Regions from separate parts of the Homo sapiens genome. Here region 2 is linked to region 1. Evidence: chromatin contacts called from ENCODE Hi-C or POLR2A ChIA-PET data. All regions are on one chromosome and are shown on one strand. Each heading gives the region's core, a stretch centred on a gene start or an enhancer-like site at or near the end of the contact. The rest is flanking DNA. Distances are from core to core; before and after follow the strand shown.

Evidence for each region. A loop is a pair of places that touch in the nucleus more often than their neighbours do. ChIA-PET counts read pairs that join two places held with the same protein, here RNA polymerase II (POLR2A). Pooled maps may share reads with other maps.
Region 2: a loop to region 1 is called in a pooled map, with 2.1 times the contacts of the local background. The contact joins two enhancer-like sites. A Hi-C loop is called at or near these places in 1 of 50 pooled maps. POLR2A ChIA-PET finds 5 or more read pairs at or near these places in 4 of 52 experiments (A549, HepG2, Panc1 and 1 more).

Annotation. Positions count from the first base shown.
Region 1 is chr14:67,850,923-67,855,988 of GRCh38, forward strand. All of the region lies in intron 4 of RAD51B (RAD51 paralog B), which reads left to right. Among named protein-coding and RNA genes, the nearest start is that of RAD51B, 34 kb to the left of the region's middle. RefSeq lists an enhancer at 2,253-2,322. Within about 2 kb of position 2,434, at least 3 of the 41 ENCODE cell types and tissues checked have a DNase peak (open chromatin) inside an H3K27ac peak, as active enhancers do.
Region 2 is chr14:68,804,154-68,809,219 of GRCh38, forward strand. No RefSeq gene overlaps it. Among named protein-coding and RNA genes, the nearest start is that of ZFP36L1, 14 kb to the left of the region's middle. RefSeq lists an enhancer at 2,993-3,042. Within about 2 kb of position 2,983, at least 28 of the 41 ENCODE cell types and tissues checked have a DNase peak (open chromatin) inside an H3K27ac peak, as active enhancers do.

The sequences.
Region 1 (5,066 bases), core at 1,184-3,683:
CATGTGGTTGAGAGCCTTAGGAAATGTCTAATTTTTGACTCTCCAGGGGAGTGGTTTTTGGGGCAGAACTTCATCACTTAGCTTAATATAGGTAGCTGTGTGGCTCCTCTGCTCTCCAATGTGATGACTCTTCTTCATTTAAGAGCGGGGTTGGGGGACTCCTTCTTTGGGCCTCTGCAGGGGTGTGTTGGTTTTGGTGGTGTTGGCTGGTTGCGTCGGTTCAACCTCAGGCAATGGGAGATGTGGTAAAGTACTAGCAAAATTGGAATAGGGTAGGGAGATCTGTAAGTCCCTAGTTAGTCCCTAGATGGCTGGCTGGACTTCCTCTATGAGTCTTGATGGGGCTGGATTGTTGGGGAGCCTCAGGTCCTGGCTGTGATGGGAAGGGGTGAGGGCTGATATCTGGGTGAGGGGCTAAACTCTCAGGCAGGGCACTTAGGCGGTGGGAGCCCTAGGGAAGATCACAGGTCTATGGGGGTAAGGTTTTCGACAGGGCTTTGGGCCATGACTGAAATGCTCATGTAGGGGTCGGCTATGTGCAGTAGAAGCCAGAAGGCAGCAGTCCTGGTTGGGGAGTGGGCAGTGGAGGAAGGGGGTCATGTGGAAAGCATTCTGGCCACCTCTCTGAAGGGTAGCTGCTGGCACTGGAGTTTCTCTCCCCAGCCTGGGGGCAGCAGGGGTGGCCACGGCAGAGGACCTGTTCAGTTGCCTTTGGGAGTGATGGTGATGGGGGGTGTACCTGGGAAGAGGGAATGGGGAGCAGGTTGGGTACTCCTCTCTGCTGATGGAGGTGCTTGAAAGCACCTTTGTTCCCTCCCTAGCCTAGAAGTAGCAAGGATGGGTACTGCAGCAGCTGCAGTGGCAGAGGGCCTGTCAGTTGCCTTTGGAAGCTCCACCCTAGAGAAACAGAGCTGCTACTCACTGAAGTGATTATGTGGGGGTAGGGGTGCCTGTGCTGGCGGCCCAAGTCAGGAGGCCCTGCCCTGTAAGGAGCAGCAGGGGCTGGGCCTCTGAGAGCAAAGAGTCTGGCCACCTTTCCTGAAGGCAGCTGCATCCTGCTGGAGGTCTACTTACTCTCAAGGCAGCTGCATCCTGCTGGAGGTCTACTTACTCTCAGGCTCTTCACTCCCTCCCCAGCCTGAGAGCAGCAGGAGCAAGGACCTGACAGAGGCAGTTGCAGTGGGCCTGTCAGTTACCTCCGGGAGCTCTGACCCAGTGAAATACAGAGCCAGAGCCGTGACCGACTGACCAGAGTGCTCAGTTGGTGGTGGAGTGGGCGTGCTGGGGGCCCAGGCCAGTGGCCTTGCCTGGCAAGGAACAGCAGAGGCAGGGCCTGCAGTCTGACTGCTCCTAAACTCCATGGATATGGCTTCTATCCTAGAGCTACGCGAAAAAACCTGGCCTCCCTTGGTGGGACTATAACAGCTGGCACCAGGGAACTCGGGGATCCAAGGTTGGTGGGGATCCCCGACTCCATGTGGGGTTGAGCTTCCAAGAAGTCTTCCTTACATGGCTTATATGGCTGGGAAGTTGGTCCTGGCTGTTGGCAGTTCTTTGCGATGTGAACCTTTCCATAGGACTGCTTGAGTGTCTTCATGACACAACAGCTGACTTTCTGCAGAGTATGTGATCCAAGAGTACAGGGTAGAAATGACAATTTCTTTTTAAGACAAAGCCTTGGAAGTTACATACCATCATTTCTGCAGTATTCTATTAGTCACAGACAAACCTGATACAATGTGGGAGGAGACTACAGAAAGGCATGGATAACAAAGGTGAGCATCATTGAGTCTTAGAGGCCGCCTACCACTGATATATGCATGTGTGTAAACATATGTACGCATGCATGTGTGTATGTGTATAATTAAAAAAAAAACTTTATGACCATTCTGTTCTCAGAAATGTTGTAGTAGGCAGAATTTCTTAAATGGCCTCTCAAAGATGTTCTGCCCTAATCCCTGGAACCTTTGAATATGATGAGATGTCACTCCCATGATTATTATATGTTATATGGTATAGTTGACTTTAAGATGGGGAGATTATTTGGATCTAATCATATGAGCCCTTAGAAGTAGTGAGCTTTCTCTGGCTGTTAAAAAGGGGAAGGAAGAAAAGCTTAAAACCCAAGAAGGACTCAGGATGCCATTGCTGCCTTGAAGGTGGAGGGGCCATGATTAAAGGAATGTAGGCAGCCTCTAGAAGCAGTGAGTGGCCCTGAGATAAGAGCAAGAAAGGAACCTCAGACCTAGAGCTGCAGAGAAATAGATTTTTGCCAACAGCTTGAATGAACTTGGAAGTTGATTCTTACTCCCAACCTCCAGATAAGAGTCCAGCTCAGCTGAGATCTTGATTTCAACCTTGTAAGACCTTAAGCAGAGAACCTAGCCAACCCTATCTGGACTTCTGACCTGATTGTCTCTGATTTATCCTCTGCTGCTTCTGCTTTAGGAATGAATAGCACTTCTCTACTTCCACTTTTCATCTTGGTGTTGTAACTGAATATATAAGTATACCCAGATTCAGTGACATTCACATAAGTCAAAACTGACTTGCAGTGACATAATAAATGGATGCTGTTCAAGCTGCCAAGTTTGTGGTAATTTGTTATGAAGCAGTAGAGAACTAATAAAATACAGGTGTCAGTGAAGGTGCCTAATTAACTGCATTGCACAGTCTTTGTTTCTGGTTAAAAGGTCAAGCCTAGTGTCCTAGATAGATGTCAGATAGATCTGGTGGGTGGGTGGGGTAAGGCAACTGATTGAATGAACTTAGAGTGGATCTGGAGATTGAGAGAGTAAGAATCAATCTGGAAATATTTTGCTGTCATTTTTATAGTTTCTCTTTCCTGACTTTAACTTAAAAATTTCCTAGGTTATTTATCATCAGTTTTGACTTACGTGAATGTCACTGAATCTGTGTATGCTTACATATTCAGTTACAACACCAACATGAAAAGTGGAAGTAGAGAAGTGCTATTCATTCTTAAAGCAGAAGCAGCAGAGGAGAAATCAGAGACACCAACTCTGCGGACCTGCTGAAGGAAGTGAACTACAGGGCATTGTTCCATTCCCTGAGAACAGCAAACACCTTAAAGTTTGTATTATGTGGAGATCAAATCAGTTCGGTAGCCTTCTCATATGAGATAATATAGATCAGTGTTCCTCATTCATTTTTTCATTATTGTCTCCTAAGAAGCCTTTTTAACAATTTTTTCTTAACCACACCCTCCAATGAAGTTTTTCTACCACACATATACTGTATATCTGTTTTTGTACTGTATAAATATCTGTGCTTTATACATAAAAGAGTAAAATCTTCCCCTTCCTCCAAAACAACTTTTACCCTTGGGGTTAATATTACCCATGCTGAGAATGCATAAGATAGATGCTATTGTGAATAGGTAAAATTAAAGTTATATTTAAAGATACAGGTGAGGTGCAGTGGCTCACGCCTGTAATCCCAGCACTTTGGGAGGCCGAGATGGGCAGATCACTTGAGGCCAGGAGTTTGAGACCAGCCTGCCCAACATGGTAAAACCCCATCTTTACCAAAAATACAAAAATTAGCTGGGTGTGGTGGCATGCGCCTGTTGTGCCAGCTACTTGGGAGGCTGAGGCATGAGAATCATTTGAATCCAGGAGGCAGAAGTTGCAGTGAGCTGAGATTGCACTACTGCACTCCAGCCTGGGCAACAGAGTAAGGCTCCGTCTCAAAAAAAAAAAAAAGTATTCAGAGATATCATCAAAAAAGGTATTTTCAGCTAGGTGTGGTGGCTCATGCCTGTAATCCCAGCACTTTGGGAGGCTGAAGCAGAAGGATCGCTTGAGGCCAGGAGTTTGAGACCAGCCTGAGTAACATAGCAAGACCCTAGCTCTACAAAAAGTAAAAAAAAAAAAAATTAGGTGTGGTGGTGCATGCCTATAGTCCCAGCTACTTAGGAGACTGAGGCAGGAGGATCACTTGAGCCAGGAGTTCAAACCTGCAGTGGGCTATGCTTGTGCCACTGCACTTCAGCCTGGGGTGAGATCCTGTATCTTAAAAAACTATTATTTTCATACTGTAATATAATCTAGAGTACAGGACCAGAGAACTCAGTTCAACACAGAGAGATGTAATATCTGCATAGTTATTATGCCTGGCAAAGTTTTTGTATTTTTAGTAGAGATGGGGTTTCACCATGTTAGCCAGGATGGTCTCGATCTCCTGACCTCATGATCCACCTGCCTTGGCCTCCCAAAGTGCTGGGATTACAGGCATGAACCACCGCGCCTGGCCAGCATCTTAGTTTTTTCTTGGAACAATTACTATTATAGTTCTTTTTTTTTTGAGACAGAGTCTTGCTCTGTTGCACAGGCTGGAGTGCAGTGGTGCGATCTCGGCTCAATGTAAGCTCCGCCTCCCGGGTTCATGCCATTCTCCTGCCTCAGCCTCCCCAGCAGCTGGGATTACAGGTGCCCGCCACCACGCTTGGCTAATTTTTTTTTTTTTGTATTTTTAGTAGAGACGGGGTTTCACTGTGTTAGTAGCCAGGATGGTCTGGATCTCCTGACCTCGTGATTCGCCCACCTTGGCCTCCCAAAGTGCTGGGATTATAGGCTTGAGCCACCGCACCCGGCCTATTATAGTTCTTTTTATAATTGGCAGGATTAGCTGTGGCCTACATGATCACAGGAAATAATAAGGCAGGGGTTGTAAACTCAAATGCCTATAAGCACGAGCCATGTAACAGAAGTACATGAAACAGTTAAGTGTAAGACATAGATATTTATTAGTTGATTTTAGCTGCTGACAACAGCAGCAAACATTTATTTTTTTGCTCATGGGTCTCCATGTCTGCAAAGGTGGATCCTGTCTTCTTCAGGCTGCAGTGAGGTTCAGATGTGCCCCACAAGTTGTAACAGCAGCAGGAAAACCAGAGAGAGATTTCAAATGGATGTTCCTTGAGTACAGTCTGCTGACATTCATTTATCCTGCCCTATGTTTTGAAAGGCAGATAACTAGGCCTCTGTTCTAATACAGACATTTAGCATATGCGGTTGATTGGACCATTGTTCCCAATTCTTCAC
Region 2 (5,066 bases), core at 1,733-4,232, 950 kb after region 1:
CCAAGTAGCTGGGATTACACACATGCACCACCATGCCTGGCTAATTTTGTATTTTTAGTAGAGACGAGGTTTCTCCATGTTGGTCAGGCTGGTCTTGAACTCCCAACCTCTGTTGACCCGCCCGCCTCAGCCTCCCAAAGTGTGGGATTATAGGCGTGAGCCACCACACCCAGCCTTTTGAAATCTTGGTCTCCACTTGTGTATTAGTTTATAGAAATTCAGTTGATTTTTGTGTATTGACCTTGTCTCCTGTGATCTCACAAAATCACTTTAGTTGTAAGAGGATTTTTTTGATAGATTACTTGGGGTGTTTTTGTTTACTTATTTTTGTTTTGTTTTTGTTTTGAGGTAGAGTCTCACCTTGTTACCCAGGCTGGAGTGCAGTGGTGCAATCATAGTTCACTGCAGCCTCAAATTCCTGAGCTCAAGCAGTCCTCCCATCTCAGCCTCCTAAGTAGCTGGAACTATAGGTACATGCCACCATTCCAGCTAGTTTAATTTTTTGTAGAGATAGGATCTCACTATGTTTCCCAGGCTGGTCTCTAACTTTTGTCCTCAAGCAATCCTCCTGCTTGGGCATCCCAAAGTGATGAGATTACAGACATGAGCCCCTGTACCAGGTGTGTTTTTGTTTTTAATGCAGACAAGCACATATTGTCTATACATAGGAATAATTTAATTTCTTCCTTTCCTAACGTATGCATTGTATTTCATTTTCTTGCCTTATTGCTTTATCCAGGATTTGCAATACAGTGTTGAATAGGCATGGTAAGAGTAGATGCCCTGACCTTGTTCCTGATTTTAGGGGGAAAGCATTCAGTCTTTCATTTTAAAATACAACATTCGTTGCCAGTTTTTTTGTAGTCATTTAACTTTTTAACATTCCCTTCCCACTAGGATGTATGCTCCATCAAAGCAGGCTCTCTCTGCTCTCAGCTCAACTCCCAGTGCCTGGCTTAGTGCCTAGCAGAGAGTAGGCCCTCAATAAGTATTCGTGGAAAAAAAATGAAGATTTAGTACTTCTCTACTTCGCTAACTTAGCCAGCCACAATCAGGGTTCTGTATGACAGACAACAGAGGGACTTGGCTGAATATGCACGACATTAGAAGAATAATCTTACAATAAATACCCCAACAGATCCAACTAGGCATTGGCCCCATAGAGTTGACAATCTTAAGCTGCAGAGCATTTGTAGATCAGCTTTTCTGCAAGCTATCCTGTGTCAAAGCATTTATCTATGAGGAATAGATGACCGCAGTATAATAATTATTTCAGATCAAGAGCATTCCATTCCCAAAAGGAATTTAAACAAAAAGCTTTCAGCTCTGAAAAACAGGGGTTTTCAGGATAGAGAATCCCATTGCTCTGAAATCTTAGGCCCTCAGATGGGTGGGGTTGTTTCGCTAAATTTATTTCAGCCACTTATAGAAACAGAAGGGGGAAGAAGGGGGTGGGTGCCTGCACACCAACCCTGGCTCTGTAGCATTAATATCTGCCGGGTTCAGGCTTTTATTTGGGTTTTGTTTTACGTTGCGGGGCTGGAGAGACAGGCAGGCAGCAGGAGTGTCTCACAAATGCACGACTTTCAAATTGCAGTTTCCTACCTTTCTCCATGTACGTTATCGAGAGAGAGAGAGAGAGAGAGAGAGAGAGAGAATCTGCTTGCTTTCTTTCCGGCACAAGTGTGAGTGGAGGGAAACTGGGGTATTTGTCCCTGGCCCCCATGAGAACCCCTACCCAATCCCACACACACATACCTCCAATGGCTCTACTACTTGAATTTTAGGGGTTGTTGGATATAAAATTCAGGCCTTTTAAACCGTGTTTACCTCCTCCCCAGCTTCCCCAAAGCACTGAACACACATTCTCCTTAGTCCCTGATACCTGAACAATCTCTTCTGCCACCCAAACCCCTATAACTAGAAAAAGGATTTGAAATGATGTTGCTTTTTTGGCCTGGCGTGGTGGCTCACGCCTGTAATCCCAGCACTTTGGGAGGCTGAGGCAGGTGACTCATGAGGTCAGGAGTTCAAGACCAGTCTGGTCAAAGTGGTGAAACCCTATCTCTATTAAAAATACAAAAAATTGGCCAGTCGTGGTGGCAGGCACCTGTAATCCCAGCTACTTGGGAGGCAGAGGTTGCAGTGAGCCGAGATAGCGCCACTGCACTCCAGCCTGGGCGACAGAGTAAGACTCCATCAAAAAAAAAAAAAAAAAAAAAAAGAAATGATGTTGCTTTTTTCAAACTTGTTTTTTGCTAAATTTGAAATACTTTACAAAGCACAGGTTAATGACCTCCCACAGATGTAAGGGGAAACTGAGGCACAGGAGCAGGAGGTGGCAGCAGGTGACCCGCACCTACTGCAAGTGGCTGAGATTGAAGTCCAGTATTGATGTCCAGTCCTTGGCTGGCTCTCAGAGGTTCCTGGCTGAACTCAGGACTAGAGAAAGCCTGGGCTCTGTATCTGGGGGCTTGCTGCTGCCTGGCTGCTGCTGTTTGCTGGCAGAAAGAGGAGACATGCATGAGGAAGCTAAGAAATCTGCTGTGCCCGAGACTTGAATAACTACATGAGAACATGGGGAAGTACCGTGCACAGTGCCCAGCCCATGGGAACCCAAGTGCCAGTTTTCTTCCTTGGCTGGGTCACCAAGGAAGGTGGGAGAAGGAGCGTCTGTCCTCTCCTCTCTCTACCCCTGAGGCGGGAAGACTGGCAGGGACTGGTGGGAGGGAGGGTGGCCTGGGGCAGATGCTGGGGAGAGGCCTGGTTTGCAGATAATCCAGGGGGGTCTTGCTCTAAACTGTGGGGTCATCTTCAGGGCAAATCAAGGGATTCACACTTACTAGTAAGCTGTAAAGTGTTCACAGGTAAACCAAGGTACTATTTTGTCCTAGCATCAGTGAGTTTGCTTTGGAATTATCCTCCACTACTCCCTAGCAAGGCCCTGGTATGGCCAACTCCACCCTGAGAGCTGTTCTTTTGAGAAACAGGAACCTCCCCAGCCAGAGCAGAGATCAGACAGCTCTTGGAGGGTTGCCATGTGGACAGCCGGCGGGGGAGTGAGAGAGGACGGGTCTTTGCCACAGCCCTGTGACTTCTTTAGTGCTGAGTTTCTCCCACCAACTGCACCCTCCACCCCGGGGTACTGTGGGCCCCCAAACCAGGGCCTGCTCTTGTCTGACCAAAGGCAACCAGATCTGCTGCAGCTGCTGGGTGAGGAAACAAGCTCTCCCAGAGACCAGGGAAGCAGCTGGAGAAAGATTCCTGCCAGCCCCGGGGGTGTAAATATTTATACAACGTGGTGCTGGTGCGTGGGAAGAGGGAAGGCAGAGCGAGGTGGCAGGAATGAGGAGGCACTGACACGGACAGATTTAAGGAGGCTGCACTTGGGGCCCAGCTAGGAGTGAGGCGGCCCAGGCAGGAAGGAGCAGGAGGCTGCTGGGATCCTAATCCCCACTTGAATTCCTATGTCAAAGAGGCTGGGTCTTTGCCCCCAGCTCTCCTGCCACAGTCAAGGGGAGCAACTTGGAAGAACATTCATCACCCATCCCCTAGTCATTCCTCCTGTTGATTATAGCCCTCTATATAAAGCAGGAGGCACTGCCTGGAATCAGAGATAAACCAAGTCCACAGGGCCTAGGAGTAAGGGCCTTTGGCCTCCTGAAGTTTATGCTTTTCGGGTCTTAAAGGATGCTGGACCCCGAGAGTTGGACTCCAGAGCTAAAGGCTTAGAAAATATAAACAAAATACAAAATGTAAGCAAAGAGTTGTCTCAAGCCTTTATATAACCAACAGCACTTCCCTCAAGTGACAGGGAACACTGTGCATTGATGAAGATGATGAAGGACAGATGGGACCCAGAAAGAGAGCAAGGTGTGCCTATGGAAACAGCCCTCAACCACACTTGCCAGAGAAGCAGGTGGCCACCATCAGCACAGAGCCTAGAAAAGATAAGGCAGTCCAGTGGGTGTCTACCTGGAGCTCTTGAGCCCCCTCACCCCAGGATGCCGCTCAGCTCCGGGTGTGCCCAGGCAGAGCACTGATCCACCGGCCCCTCAGCCGCACCCACTGAGGACTGACGCCCCAGGATGGGAAGCATGCCTGGACCGGTGGGGACAGCCAGATGGACTCCAGTCGATTTGCCTTGGACAGCTGGGGAGCAGGGCCCAGGATGCTCCCACCCCACCCCACCACTCCAGACAGGGAGGGGTGTGGTTGCAATTTCTAGGATTTCTCTGCCACTATGCCCATCAAGAAGTGCCACCTGCCTCATCAGTACCAGGGCTGACCCTCAGAGCCTCCCACAGGTGGGGTTTGCCCAGCGGCCAAGAGTCTTTAATACACCCCACAATTACCAGCCTCTTCTAGCATTCCCCCTGCACCCTCAAAATGACCACTGGCCAAGGGCTGTGATAGTGGGAAAAAAGGACTTTCCACTGGAAAACTGCCTCTGTCTCCCCAGCAGACACCTCTGGATGCCCAGGTCAACTTCAGCCACTGAGTCAGAATTGAAGGAAACCCAGACTCGGGTCCCAGGAGGCAGTCCCTATGCTGCAAAGTCTTCAAACACAGCACCGAGTTTTGTAAGGAATACATTCCCAGTGGGTGCAACTCCATGGAGCTCCAGCCTTTCCTGGTCTAACCTGGTTAATCCTCCAACCCACAGCCCGAAGGGTGGATTCCATTGCCTCCCCGAGCCATGAAGTCCCAGGCCCACACACTGTGGAGGAGACACCATCTGCCCCAACCCTCAGCCCAGGCCTGGCAGACAACATCAACCCTAACAGGGAGAGCAGCACTGTCCCCATCCCCCTCCCCAGAAGGACACCAGGGCTGGGAGGAGAATCTTCAGGCGCCCAAGACCTCTTCTGCCGCCGTGGCTCTGCCTGCCGGCTGTGGCCTCCTCCTTGCCAGCTCTGCTTAAACAGATGAACAAGAATAAAAGCTGTGTGACCCAAGGAAAGCTTTAGGGAAAAGAACTGAAGCTGAAAGGGAAAAAAAAAAAATCCCAAAAAACTCTTAAGAAATGGGAGAGGATCAGAATTCAAGAAACAGACAAAATAAAT